Linked DNA regions of Homo sapiens: region 2 is linked to region 1. Evidence: chromatin loops called from intact Hi-C (ENCODE). Cell type or tissue: Calu3. All regions are shown on one strand.

Region 1 (8,000 bases):
GATTGATTTTTTTTAATCTTAGAATTTGAGGTATGAAATAAACTTTTACTGTTATTTTACAAATTGGCATTTATAATTTTTGTCACTGTACAACTGGCTAAAATGATATTTATATAAGCCCGAATTTTAGAATTCTGTTTTATGACAACTATTAAGTCTGTATACAAATTGATACAACTTAGAAAATCAAGGTATCAAATGTCATGCTGTGTCTCAAATGTAATGCATCCAGTAAGTCAAATTTGTATAATATCTAATTGTGTGATGGCTAAGCTAAAAGCCTAGACTTCACTGTTACACAGTATATCCACATATCAAAACTGCGCTCCTATCCCCTAAATTTATACTGAGAGCTATGTAAACATGTCAACCATCTCGTATTATCATCATGTGTTATGTTGCTTGTATTTTAAGATGAGCATCTTAACTTGTGTTTCCTATAAAGTAGTGCCTCAGTCAAGGAAGGACCTTTGTTCAAGTGGTTCATTTAGTAGATAACCCAGGGAGTAAGAGTAAAGAATCAGGGATCATTAGTCAAGGACAGTGGGAAAGCCAATGCAAGTGGATTAGTGCTTTTAAGTTGACCATTATGAACCACAGGGGCTGGGACCACCTGTAAAACATACAGTATAGTTCCTAAATTTTTGCCCCTTGAACGATAGGAGGTGGGAGTTTTTTTGTCTGTTTTTTGTTTTACTTTTTTTTTCAATTATACTTTAAGTTCTAGGGTACATGTGCTCAACGACAACGTGAAGGTTTGTTACATATGTATACATGTGCCATGTTGGTGTGCTGCACCCAACTCGTCATTTATGTTAGGTATTTCTCTTAATGCTATTCTTCCCCCTTCCCCCTACCCCATGACAGGCCCCAGTGTGTGATGTTCCCCGCCCTGGGTCCATGTGTTCTCATTGTTCAATTCCCAGCTATGAGTGAGATCACGCGGTGTTTGGTTTTCTGTCCTTGTGATAGTTTGCTGAGAATGATGGTTTCCAGCTTCATCCATGTCCCTACAAAGGACATGAACTCATCCTTTTTTATAGCTGCATAGTATTCCATGGTGTATATGTGCCACATTTTCTTAATCCAGTCTATCATTGATGGACATTTGGGTTGGTTCCACGTTTGCTATTGTGAATAGTGCCGCAATAAACATACGTGTGCATGTGTCTTTATAGTAGCATAATTTATAATCCTTTGGGTACATACCCAGTAATGGGATTGCTGGGTCAAATGGTGTTTCTAGTTGTAGATCCTTGACGAATTGCCACACTATCTTCCACAATGGTTGAACTAGTTTACACAGGAGGTGAGACTTTTTATATACCTATTAGTGATGGTTACCCTGGAAGAGGTACCCTTGCCCTTACAGGCTGAATGGGCTCCCATATCATAGGAAAAATTTGGAGGCAAAGGGCACCCTTGGGTATAAACCTTCATAGCAGAATGTGAATCTAAGCTAGCACAGTTACAATGGAAATCAACAGTAGGCTAAGAGTAACAGTATTACTAATTTTAAGTTGACATACAATTTTGACTCAAAAACTTGGAAAAAGAAATTATTTGTTAAAAAGTAGACAAATGATTAGAAAAGCCAATATTAGATTATCCTAAACTAATAAAATTAGAAAGGTTTTACACAAAACAGAGATTAGAATAGGAAAGACAACCTCCCAGACAGGACTTGCTCTTAAGGGGGATATAGTACCCCTCTGACTGTGAGCAAATTTACCCTGGCCAGGACCAGTTGAACTTAGTAAATTTAATTTTGGAAAAGCAAGAGGAGGATTAGCTGGTAAGAATCTGGAAAGAAATGAATGTGAATAGTCAAAGAAAAAGAGATGAAAGATAAACAAGAAAGAGAAAAAAGAAAAACATACACATGACAAGGAAACTTGGAAGTATTTAGGCACCAGCAGTAGAGACCTTGATCATATAGGTTTTGCCATCTCAAAGAAAAAAGAAAATAGTTTGGAAATGTAATGGAAAGTCATTGGGAGAGAGAAAGGAAGATTAAAACAGGAGGAAACAAAGGGAATTCACTCAGGGTAATGCTAAATAACAGTGTCTTGTTACAGATATCCTTATTAAAAGTTAGGGGTTGTGTCCAAATAAATATTAGGGTGTGGTATACAGGTTTTAATCAATCACAAATAACACTGATTTGATCATACAGTATGGTGAAAGTATTGAAATATTTCATGACATATTTTCATTGCATATTGAGTACAAAATATTCTATAGGTCTATTACAGAATTAATAAGACTGTTATGAAAATTAGGATACCTAGAATGTGTAATATATTGGCTATATGCCATTACAATCAACCAATAGTACACATACTACATATATTACACACACCCATGTATTTTGGCTTACATTAAATTTAAATGTGATTCATTTAGATATCAATAAGCTAACATATCTTAAATTTGGGGGGAAATTAGGCATTTTCTAAAATATGTAAAAATAATTTAATAAGTTTTAAAAGATAATGTTCACCATTACACTTAGTTACAAACTAATGATTATATGATGATAAAACATGCAAATTTTAAGTGAATGTGATTTTTTTCCTGTGATTGCCTTTTTCAAGGTACAATTTATGAATTAAATTTTCCAGACTAAAAGTGGTTCATTTTACAATGAAATTATCATTAATCATGGACTATATAAACCAGTCTTTTTGACTACAATTAGATATTAACTGAATATTGAGTATGAATCCTAAAGCTGACCCCATGAATACACATATTTCATTTCCTGTGGTTTGAGTCATAGCCACTTGTCAATACACATTGCAACCTTTTGCATTCTGAATAAATTTCCAGGTAAATATTTTAACTAGAAAGCACTCACATAATAAAGTACACCTCTCTGACTCTAAATGCAAATACAATCTCAATAGAAAAAAAGGTACCCTCGGGTAATTTAGCTGCTCTTTTGTCCTGTTCTCCAGTGAGTGCCAAAATATGGAAAAACGAGCAGTTCTCAATTCAACCCTTATGGAGGGTAAAACCAATGTAACGTTTCACTGCCCTCTACAGGATGCAAATGTAAGCTGTTTGGATGGAACTTTTCTTCTCATATGTATATAATTTTAAAATGAAACTCTCAAGAAAGGATCCAGAATTAAAAATAGCAGTGATAGAGCAAAGGGGGGGGATGCAAATTGAGTTTTCTGTAAAATTAATGAATTTGTGAAGACATACAGTACCCAGCAAGATTTCCCCAAACCGAAAATAAAGAGCAATAAAAATGCCACACGATGATAAGGTGGCAATAACACATGAGAGATTGTATGAAATGTTCAAATGAGAAAAACAGAGAAAAAAAAGTAAAGAGGAGAGAGGGAGGGAAATTGTTATTGGAGATGAATGGGTGTTATTGTTTGATCTCATTTTTTTATCCCTTTTTGTTTGTATAATTGCACTTGATTGCTAAAATGAAAAGTGTCTGTAAAGTGATGGATTAATTAAAAGAATATGCAACCACTTTTCCTTTCTTACAGAGAAAAAAAAGAGTTTTATCCTTATAAGATCCCATCCATAGCCTTCACTCTGAACTATAGCGGGTTTTGAAAGTCATTTACATAATAGCTAACAGAAATGTACTCAGCAAAACACCAGGCTTTCTAAACACAGGAGATAATTATGTTGGAAGAATGATATTCCATTGCCATCTCCATTTTCAAGATCCATTTATTTTTCCTGTACACAACAAAGAACAACCAAACACATATTAACATATATTGTGTAGCTGTGTGCCCTTAGAGTGACAAGATACAGGGAATTGGATTTGATGGGGCTAAGGCAGAGCAAAAACCAGAAAGGAAAGAAATACTGCATTCTATTCCTGGCATATATGTACCACCTGAATGGTATTTTTCATTATCTCCAGCACTGGGAACATTCTACTATTCTACTGGGAAGTCATAGCAGAAGAGATATAATTATCAGCAGAGTAATGGGGATGCTCTTGCTAATGGCCAGCTATTCAAATATCTCAATATAATCGTCTTGCCCAATCTCTCCCCATTGCATACTCTTCTGGAGAAACTCATCATTTTTTCCACTTACTCCAGCATAATGAATTCATTTTGCATTTTCTTTGTGAGAAATTAAGAGGAATCGCAATATAATGTGTTGACATTTGAAATTCTGCACAGAAAATTTTAGGCTGGCAATTTAGTTTAATCACAAGCTAGCAGGGAGAGGTTGTTTATTAAATTGGTTCCCAGTGTATAAAATGCGTATTTTCTTTGTAAACCTTTGCCTTTGTACCTTGGTTTGGACTTCTTTTTTTCCTATTTTTTAAAATAAATCTCAATTTTCTCAAAAGAAAAAATAATATACCCCCAAATGAAGCTCTGTGTTCTCTGAGCCTTTTTTATGGTCAAAATTCTTGACACTAAATATGAGCATTGAGTGAAAGACCCTTGAGAAAAGGTTAAAAAAATAAAATAAGTGAGAAGTTGCCTTTAAGAAAGGCCACCAAAGTGTGTTTTATTTTTCTGTGCCATTATGCCACTGGGTTGGCCACTGCTATAGGAAAAATTCTTTCTTATTATTACACTAAAGCTATTCTGTTTATTTGTTCAAATCTGAGTTTGGGTAAACATTTCCATATTTTCTGCCCCTTATGTTTTTGTTTTTTATAGAATTTTCATTAAATTGCTCTAATAAGACTTGTAAACAGCTAATAAAACAGTCTTTCCACTTTCTCTAGGGAATGTTACATTTCTGGGCAGGTGAGAACATGAACAAGTTATTAAAAAAAACTCCTATTGGAATCATTGACTTGGAAGATGATTTAGCTTTCCTTTTACATTAGAAACTTTGCTAAGGTCCAACATTCATAAAAAGAAGGTGGAGGAGAGCAAATCTGAGTGTGAAGCCTGTGTCATCAGTTGATGGGAAGCAAGAAGATGATAAAAGGGTGCCACATTTTGATGACCTTTCTAGCATGTCTCACATTCTTGCTTTACTTGATTCTTCTAAATTATTTTCATATTCAAACAAATATTGTGCTAACATAGCACCTAAAGTTTGTTAAAGAAGGCATTCGGGAAAATATATTCAGAGGGCATATTCACTCCTCTAATTTTCTCTAGTCGATTCTGACCAGAACCCAGATTAGAACTGTTGCATCCCTCCCTAAGTTTACCTGAGGCTTCTGGGAAGAGACGTGAGGAAAAGACAACTTGGCCTCGACTTTAAAAAGGGCAGTAAAAGTCATCTTTAGAAACTAGCATGCATCCAGCAGAATTACTCCAGATTCCGTAAGAGCCAAAGCCCTGCCACCTACTTAGTCTAATCTACCCCTACTTAATATCTTGCGGTTGGTACTGTATACTGAATTCCCTTCATTTCTTGCACTATGCCGCTATACTTGATTGCTAAGGGTATGCCTGGCCACTCCAAGTTCTTGGTTAAAATTAGTCTAGAATTTTACACTTTCATTGAATCACAACTTTTTTTCAATCTTTTTACATTAGAATTCCTTTGAATGTCATAATTCTTCTTTTGTAACTCTGTATATTATTATCAGTAATAAAAAACACTCTGATTATTTCTTTTTCTATTCTTTTTTCTTTTATTTTGAGGCAGAGTTTCACTCTTGTCACCCAGTCTGGAGTTCAATGGCTCAATCTTGGCTCACTGCAACCTCTGCCTCCAGGGTTCAAGGGATTCTCCTGTCTCAGCCTCCCAAGTAGCTGAGACTACAGGTACCTGCCACCATACCCAGCTAATTTTTGTATTTTTAGTAGAGATAGGGTTTCACCATGTTGGCCAGGCTGGTCTCGAACTCCTGACCTCTTGACCTACCCACCTAGGCCTCCCAAAGTGTTGGAATTACAGGCGTGAGCCAGTATACTTGGCCAATTATTTCAACTATTAAATAATTGTACTGCCATAACCATTACAATATGGAATTTGTCACTTTGTTTTGATTGATGCTCTCTTGGTCTAAAATACAGTGTTTTCTTTAAGAAAGATGGTTATATCTTTCAAAGTAAAGATCTTACATAAAGGGATAGTGTCTCAGTTTGTTACTAAAGATCTTTCATCAGCGAAAGGAAAGTGGAAAGAGAGTAAGGAGAAACCCACCACAACTCTCCCAAGTTGTGACTGTAAACTTGTTCTGTATGTGTTATATTAATAACATTGTGATGCATTGATGTTTTCAAACTCCAGTCAATAGCCTACTTTTTATTACTCACAGAGAAGTGAAAGGAAGCAGGGAACCAGTGAGTGATTGCAAAGTGTATATGTTTAAGAGCATGTTCATCAAAAAAGCAGCTCTGGGTTACGGTCTGAAAGGCATTATGTTATTAAACCAAGAACACTTGATCAGAAATCAGGAGCCTGAGTTCTAGTCTTAAATCTAGATTTAACTAACTTGCTATGTGGTTGGAAATTTGAATCAAAAAGGCCTTTAATTCAGCTAAAAAATGAGGGCGTTAGACTTGGTTTTGTGCCACACCACTTTCAGTTTGAAGCAATTATAATTACATTATTTAGACTGAAAGTAGCTTTCTGAAAACCAGGCTATTAATGAACAGTAGACATGAATTATTATCTATAGTAATTTTATTTGAAATAATTTGTTTTTAATAAGTTTTTGGTACCAAGTAAAGGGGAAATGTTATAATGTCTTAGGACTAGGTTTCAGAGAAGAAATATGGCAAATAGCATCAAGCAGCCCACTATGAAGAATTTGTGAAATGTCTAGTGCCTTAAATATCATGAAAGATAGAAAACATTCCAAAATACCTGAAATAGTCTCTTATTTATGCAGTCTCTTCTTTAGGGGAAGGCTCAAGTATAACCTTTTATAAAAGTATGATGCAATGAAGTGGCAAACAGTACAGTTCTATGAAGAAGTATGATAGAATTTCAGATAATGACATGAATGAAGCAGTCTTATAAGAACAGTTGGGCTCTGACAAAAGTTTTAGAATGATTGATGGTTTGAACACAAAAGAGGGAATTACTCAATTAAGGCAGAGAAGTTAGACAGGGCATTCTGTGCTAGACATCTTTTAGAAGCTATAGGCAGCTTCTCTAATGCTGTGTTGAGTGACAATGGGTTTGTGAAGAACAAGTCCAACACACAACTGGGAATCCTAAAGGGTTTCAACATATTTTGAAAGAATTTAATGACAATGAATACCAAAAGACACTATATTTATGGCTTACCAAAAATAGAGTGTCTATCAAGACAATCAAACCTGTAGACTTTCTTTTCCTAAAGACTTCTATGGAGCTCCTCTTTGGCATACAATAGAATGCACTTTCTTACATTAATTTCCAGGTACAGGTCTCTGACCAGGGCAATTATAGAGAAAATAGAAATTTATCTTAACATGCAGTTCCTAATAACTTCCCAGGGTGTAATTGCACTATAATAATTTCATTGTGTATTTAACTTAGGCAACATTTTTAAAGAAAACATGTGTTGATGTTAAACACACGTATAAATGTTTAGTTCTATGGAGTAAAGCAGAAAGGATGTTTTCTAAGAGTTTTGTGTGCTCTTTTAGAATTCTAGTAAACAATTATGGCAGGTGTCCATGAACGTCTTTGTTCATGTACCACAAAAAGACTTTTGAAAAACTATTTACCCTCTAACATATTTTTAACTTGACATCTAAAAGTTTTTATCATAAACTTATGACACAAGGATACAAAATAAATACATTATAAATGTTGACATTTAAATATAAAATTGTTAAATTATTCTATTAAGTGTATACAATGGAAGCTAAATACTATGATTTGAAAGTGACCATCATTATTAAAACAGTAGATGACAGGAAATTCCTTAATAATTTATCATTTTTATACTATGTCATCTTTTTGTTGAAAGAATTTAACTTTATCAATTGAAATAAATATACTCATACATATCTCAATCTCACAATATCTCATTCTGAATTTTAATTGAGATAGATTTGTTAACAGATAGATGACATATGATAGAGATAGATAGATAG
Region 2 (8,000 bases), 210 kb before region 1:
AACATAAGGTTATAATGATCTTTGTATAACAGTGTTCATAGCAGTTTCATTAAAAAAAACAAAAATAGAAAACAAATGTCTGTCGATAGAAGAATGGATGAAAAATTCCTGGTATATTGATATAATGGCATACTACTCAATAGCAAAAAAGGAAAGACTACTGATATATTCAACAACAGGCACACAAACGTGTTATGTTGAGAAACTGGACACAAAAGAGTCAATATTGTACAATTCCATTTGAGTGAGATTGTAGAATAACAAAACTAATCTAGGTGATAGAAATCAGGTCAGCGGCTGTTTCTAGGGTGAGGAGGTTGACTTAGAAGGATTCTTGGGTTCAAAAAATGTGATATGCCCTTACACGTATTTGTTAGACATTATGCTTGAAATCTGACATTCACTGTGTGTAAATTACATCCTAACAAAAATTAATATCCATAGTTGTTTTTCTACCTGCAATTGGCTTACATTGGAACCTATATTGGAAGAATTATTAGAGCTTCTGCCATCTACATTTTTTCTTCACTCTTTGGTTAATTGATGGTTTGAAAGATTTCTCCCTTTTTTCTCTGCATGTGTAATGCTTTTTGTTTTCAATGTTTTAGGGGGTGATACTGCTGTGGGCTTTTCTATTGAAGAGAATATAAACTTTTATCAGGTATATTTCACAAAAGTTTTGAATTAAAAAATTAGTTGGGTTTACTCCGAAACACAAGAGTAATATTAATGTTTTAATCATGAAGTGGAACAGAAACCATGAAACTCACCTAGCAAAAGAGGCTTGCTGCCCAATGCACTGGAAGCCAATACTATGACACTAGATTTTGAGGCGAAAAAAAAAAAAAACAGCTCTTTATTGCAAGTTGACTCACAAAGAGATAGGAATCAAGCTCAAATCTTTCTGCCTGTGCTGGCTTCAAGGCAATATTTTTTATTAGAAAATTTTCTGAGGTGGATTCTGAGATTAGCAGGTGATTTGTGGAAGGAAAGGAGAGGTCTGGAGAGTCCTTGAGCATGCGCAGTTATCTCTTTATGCTACCTCATGGATTGCATGTGCAAATTCAGGGGGAGTTAGCATAAAGCATGCTGTGGCAATTCAGATTGTGATGTTAGTAAGCTCACTTTGCACAGGCTCCAGTCAGCCATATTGGTTTCAACCTATTTCAGCCAGTTTTATCTTGATCTCACAAGTGGAGGGAGTTTCAGTGCTGTCTCCTTTATCGATTATCCTGCAAGCTCAAAAATATGTTAGTCATTAGTTTCTTACTCTTTGAGGAACAGTTTCAGTTTCAATTTTACAGCAAATTGTTTCATTTCTTATTTGCTATCCTTTAAGCCCAAGAATTTGGTATTTGATTGCTTAAACTCTTTAGGACACAGATTTTCAAAACAACCTAACCATCCTTAAACTATTCAGATGTATCCAGATGTATCCAAGGTTCTCGTAAATATTAAATGTAGCTTGCATGCTTTTTTTTTTTTGAGACTGAGTCTCGCTCTGTCAGCAGGCTGGAGTGCAGTGGCATGATCTCGGCTCACTGCAACCTCTGCCTCCCAGGTTCAAGTGATTCTCCTGCCTCAGCCTCCCGAGTAGCTGGGATTACAGGCACCTGTCACAACGCCCAGCTAATTTTTGTATTTTTGGTAAAGATGGGGTTTCACCATGTTGGCTAGGATAGTCTCGATCTGACTTCATGATCCGTCTGCCTCGGCCTCCCAAAATGCTGGGAATACAGTCATGAGCCACCGCGCCCAGCCGCGTGCTTTTTTTTTTTTTTTATATCTCCTCCCATCTTCACCATAAGAGTCTCTCTCCTAATATTATCCGTAAATACGTTTTCTCTTCTTAACATTTTGATCAACTGCTTTAGCGTTTTAGTCTATTCTTCCCTCAATTTTCTGTGAGTTTAGCCCAGAAGGCATAACACTACCACCTTTTACTCAAGTAGCTATATTTGGGATATAAGTCCTTATATATGTTTTAACCTTCAGACATTCTAGATGTTAATGATATACTGTATAGGAGATTTCTTCTTCATTCAAAAAGTTCTGGTTATTAGGGAGAATGGAATGAAATGGTCTTTATCCTTTAAGCCCAATTTTAACACTAAAATTATCTTTTTTCAAGAATCTTACAACTTGAAATGCCATAGATCAGGTACATTAGAAATATAAAACTACTAGAATTGTTTAACATTAACAAATCTGTAGGTATTAAATTAGCACTGAGCAACAGTAAGAATAAAAATGAATTGTTATTCATGGTAATATACAAACAAACAGTTCCCTGGTTTGTGTTCTCAAGGATCTGATCCTGTAAGAAGGACTTAAGTGAAAGTAGTTAATTTTTTGAGGTGATTTCGGGAAGGAACAGGGAGGAAAGAAAGAATAGAAGCCAATAGACATGCACAATCAAACCAGTTATAACCGTGCCAAGTGGAGCTCCATCCCACTGGGGGACTTGGGGAGCCAGCGTAGAATGTGACTCTGAAATATCCCAACCCAGCTGTACTCTCTAGAAACTCAGTGAGAAAAATGTCCTAGAAGTTAGGACATCACACTTTTCGTATTCATGTCACAAATTCGCTAGTAATGTCACAAATTCTAGTTACATTACAAATTATCTTCCTAGTTAAATCCCAAATTCCCTGCCCAGAAGCTCATTCAATCCATAGAATATGGTTTCCTCATATATCGAGAGATGACTGTTTTAAAAATGAATCTAGGGTCCATTCCAGCTATAATTATAAATGTATGCTTACTATGGTTGGAGTTTAAATGTGAGATAAAGCAATCCAAACTTAAATCACCAAAAGTGTGCATTGTATATAAACACTTTATGATTAAAACATGTATTAACTAATAATTTTTAATAAATTAGCTTTTTCTTAGTGATTCTATCACTGTCTGATATAAAGCTTGTTGATCATTAAATATGAAGCCCAAAAAGGAGACACTAAAATTACCTTTTTTCAAGAATCTTACAACTTGAAATGCCATAGATTGGGTAGATTAGAAACACAAAACTACTAGAATTTTTTAACATCAACAAATCTGTATGTATTAAATTAACACTGAGCAAGAGTAAGAATAAAAATGAATTGTTATTCATGGTAATATACAAACAAACAATTCCCTGGTTTGTGTTCTCAAGCATCTGATCCTATAAGAAGGACTTAAGTGAAAGTAGTTAATTTTTTGAGGTGATTTCAGGAGGGAGCAGGGAGGAAAGAAAGAATAGAAGCCAATATACATGCACAATCAAGCCAGTTATAACTGTGCCAAGTGGAGCTCCATCCCACTGGGGGACTTGGGGGGCCAGCGTAGAATGTGACTCTGAAATATCCCAACCCAGGTGCAAGGCAGCAGTGTAGTTATCCTTTTACTTGCCTTAGTCATTGTTTGAGATCAGATTTCCAAGGCACTTACTCTTCATCATTTCCAGCTTGCCCTGTGCTTGGTGTGAACATGCTCTTGTGGCCAGAAAGCAGCCCCACAGACGGAGATTGTCAGGGCTCCCTAGTGCTCTGCCTTCTGTGGGTAGAGGTGACTGCTAAGATATGGGTGTGCACCAACAGCTACATCAGTGTAGGTTGAGTCCATGGCAAAAATCTTGGATCAGCAGGGATTTCAACTACATAAATTGATTTTTAAAAAAGAGGTAAGAGTTGATTTTTAGCAAAGAATTTAAATCTAGTCATGGGTGAAGTTTGAAGTATCTTAATACCCTCGTTACTGCAAAATGCCAACTCCGGTATATTAGACTGGACTCAATTTAAATTTCTCCCCTCTCAGTTGAAAAAATACTGATCAGAAAAATCCAGTTCATTTTTTTAAAGTCACATGGCAAGATATTATCTGAGCTAAACCTAGAATCCATTTTTTTTAACTCCTGGGTTAGAATTTTATATTTTATATCACAAACACAAGTAGTGTTCAAAGTGTGATATTCAAAGGAGTAGCATCAGCATCACCAGGAAAATTGTTAGAAATGAAAATTCTGGTCCCACTCTGGAACTACCAAATCAGAAACTCCTCGAATTGGTCCAACTTATGTGTTTTAACAAGTTTTCAAGGTAATTCTGATGAATGGTGAAGATTTAGAACCACAGGCACCTGATATTAAGATTGTATCTACACCTAAATAGGAAATGGCATTTACCCCACTTTTTATTACAATGTCAAAAAATTATGCTAGGTACATTTAAAAATATTATATACTGTGTTTTTCCTTTCTGGCTGAATTTTAGTTGATTTATCTGTTTTTAAAGTATTAAATAAGTTACTTAAGTTAAACAACTGGCTTGACTACTTTTTGAAGGAATGGACATGTGCATAATACATGTTTTAGCAATATATATTTTATCCAAGTGTTTTCGTTTGTAGGTCAAAATGTTAAAGAAGTTCTCACATAAAATAATCCAATTTGGAAGCAACTCAACAAACTGTATTAAAATATAAAGAAACTATATTTAAAGTTTGTGTGACTTTCTAAAACCATTTTTTCTCTCCAGGCCTGAGTTTCCTCACCTAAAAACAAAAAGAATTGAACTAGATTTTTTGGAATTCTGATCAGTTCCATATTTCTGTGCTGTAATGACAAGTTGTGGCCGAATGATGAACTAGTTCTATGTAGACACGGCCCTCCATATCATATTTCTGGCTGTATTTTCAGATTTTTTTTAAAGAAAAAAACCCAGCAATTTATATAATCTGGGGTTTGAATGATAGAAAAATTTATCCTTTATACAGAAACTGTTGTCCAAAAGTCTTTAATTGAAGCTGATCTATTTTTTTTTTTTTAATTTTGCTGTCCTCTGGTTCTGAGAAGGTAAAATATGTGACACTGGCACTCCCCAAGATTTTTTAGGGCTGAGTCATCCTCTCAGAACCAGGGCTTCCTGGCAGGGCAGGTGTAAGCATCAGAAAGCTGAAAGGTTAGAGGATTCTCTCAACCTATTTTTGGCTCTCTTCATTGCTGGCCTTGGCAACTCCTTTTCTGACCTATCAGAGCTTATCTTTGCATAGATGTTTCTAATATTTTCCAAGATGCATCTTCAGTACATTACACAATGTTCTCTTCCTAATAGTGTGAGTCACCCATATTGGCTTTAGGAGGTCCATTGCTTGTAAATAAGCCATAATCAGCATAGTTTCCAACTGATGCACTACAGCTCATTTCTCCCCCACAGTGAAGGAAGTAGCTTTGAAAAGGACAGAATCACTCTTATTCCCCTAATGTGCCATCACTGCACAACTGCAGGGTAAGCCAGTAGTCAGTTCTGAGGCTTTGTGTCAGCAATCAAACTCATTTGGTGACACATTAAGTATTATCAGGACACTCAGAGAAAAGAATGCACAGGCAAACCAAAAGAGAGTATGCATAGTGGCAACCTATAAATGTGTCTAATTCCATATTTTAAGTACTCACTAAGTGTTTTGTAGACAAAAAGTGCTACCAAATTGTAAGAATGTAATTTCAATAAGTGATCACCATGATCAAAGCCTGAATCTTTAGTTTTGCTGAATGTCTGAGACACTTCCAAGAGTACCATCAGGATTTCATTGACAGAAGAGCCTGTGAGGCCAGAGACGCTCTATTTCAGGTGGCAGGGCCATTTCAAGCCCACTCAGATCTTCTCTGACATATATTAAGAGGCAGCATAGAGTTGACAGGTAAAATATTTATTTTATTTTTAATGTGGTAACACTGATACAAGTCATTGTCTCCTTACTTGAACTGAGAGAAGAGAGCTGAAGAAAGAAAGCAACCACATCTTAACCTGAAAAAGTCATTTGTGTGGAAATAGAAATTTTATTTAAAAAAATTTTCAGATTATGTATTTTCTCACCATATGAGGTAAACATTACCTTCATTTGACAGATAAAGAGAAAGAAGCACTGACTGATTTCACATAGGCTCATGTGCAGTCACAGCAGAAATGGTGCTCCTGGCTCCTCATGACAAGAAAGTGAGGATTGCACTCAGCATGGCTCTCCAAAATCAATTTAGAAGATGGTGGATGGGGCTCCTATCTGTCCAGAATCCAATGTTTCTCCACCAAGAAAACAGGACCCCATACTTGTTATGGAAAGTCATCTTTATCTTATCATTGTGCTCTAAGTTTAGATGGCACTTTTACTTAACTACCAACTCCAGAGTTGGTTGTTACTGGATTAATGTATCAACATATCCCAACACAATGGTCACAATAAGTGATGCAGAGGATGCTCATGATCAAACTGCTCCATACAGAGTAAACTTCACAACTTTTCCTGAACTAGATACAAGAAAGCACCTATGCCTGGGAGCTATTGACAGCCATATTGAAACTACAAAGAGAAAGCCCACAGAAGATGGAAGAAGAGGAATTGGAAATGAGTAATGTGAAGAGGGAAACTAAGTACCATTCTCACTGTTGGAGGGCTCAGTTGGTCTTGGATATGTTTGCCTTCATTTTTGCTGGTCTACCTTCTCACTTTCATCACAGTTTCCATTTATTGCATTCTTTTACTGTAAGCCTTTTAAAAATGTAATTTGCAATTCGGTCTCAGTTTACTTCCTTGTTTCCATTTTTTGTGATGATAACCCCAGAATATCTGAATACAAAAATCTATAAGAAGCACAGAAAACAGTCTTGTTTAGAGAACACAGAGATGCAGGTTTTGTTTTTAGAGAAAGACAGCCACTGAGAGGCCAGCTCATTGACAATTCAAGTTTACCTTAACATCTAGCACAATCTCCATTTCAAAGTCTTTCTCCAGATTACTGTTTGTTCTTCTTCAAGAATTGTTTCCTGGTTGATGCCAGTTTCAATGACCTCTTAGTCAAACAGCCCCTATTACTGCATGACCTGATATAGGAGGAGTTGACTTAGGGTCAAACTGAAGATGTTCAACTGAAGGTGTTTCAGTCTGACACAGGAGGCAACTGCTGTTTTCTGAAATAACTGAATATGCAGCCATGACTGCCCCACATTTCTGGCTAGTTACAGTCAAATGTCCTTTTCTTTGACTGGATAAATGCCTGGGCCAAAAATAAAAATCAAGCTAATGTTGACAGCAGAGTAAGATGGTATGCATATGAAAAAATTGTGTTGGTTTTTATTTCTGTTATGAAAGCAAATTTATTAAATAAATTGAAGACTTTTTATCCTGAACACTCATGCTTAGATAAAAGTTGCATTTGGATTTTAAGTGATCATACCTCTCTTTGAGCTCTTAAACATTGTCACTAGATTCACATATTTTCTCTTGCAAGTTCGTATGATTTGCATTATTTAAACTTGCAAAGTTCATCAGTCCAGAGTTTTACTTATTTTATATCCTCTGCAGGTTATAGTACAGGTTTATGCCTGGTAAAAATGGACAAAAACATCAATCATTGTGGTTGAACACCTGAATGTAAATTGTTACCCTGAGCTCTTACCTTATTTACTTTGTTATCTATAAAATGGGGATAACAGTGACAGTCTTACACCACACTGAGTAGCTAAGTGAGTTTTATACAATGATACATATGAGCTGTGCTTCAGTGCCCATAGCACACATTCATAAACTCTCTAGTTGTAGCCTTGCTAATTATCTTTGGGCTATTTTGTACCTCTTGTAAATTGTAGGTAACTGATAAATTGGCAAACTATCTTTTCCAACAGAGTTTTCATTGACTTCTTTCCTGCCCTAGAAAAAACAGTTTTGCATCCATGTGTAATTTAGTATAAATCTATGCTTTCTTTGACTTTTTCTTTGAACAAGTTATAGCATCTGACTGATTCTCTCATATGAGAAACATCAAATATTTAACACATGTTCATTTTTCCATCTATAAGAGAGTCATTATCTCATCTTTTTGAAATTTATCTTTTAACAGTTTGGAGATCTTCCACCAATATGCCCAGTGGATTCTCCCACCAGGGCCAGGTAACCTTCCTCACCAGAGGTGAGCATCTTGGGAAAAAGTACATCCTGTCTTTGCCCCCAGAGGTGACTTCAAAGAG

The links. Hi-C counts contacts between places; a loop is a spot of excess contacts. Peaks named below come from ENCODE experiments on the same cell type or tissue, not always from the same donor. Only the 100,000 strongest peaks of a DNase experiment are listed, where the experiment ranks them.
Region 2: a loop joins it to region 1, with 2.3 times the contacts of the local background. A loop is called at or near these places in 3 of 110 quality-filtered maps.

The regions. Positions count from the first base shown.
Region 1 is chr18:40,156,570-40,164,569 of GRCh38, forward strand. No RefSeq gene overlaps it. Among named protein-coding and RNA genes, the nearest start is that of LINC01477, 94 kb to the left of the region's middle. In Calu3, a CTCF peak has its summit at 3,059 (motif pointing left); a DNase peak (open chromatin) is centred at 3,002.
Region 2 is chr18:39,941,801-39,949,800 of GRCh38, forward strand. No RefSeq gene overlaps it. Among named protein-coding and RNA genes, the nearest start is that of LINC01901, 21 kb to the left of the region's middle. In Calu3, no CTCF peak of the experiment used is centred here; a DNase peak (open chromatin) is centred at 4,901.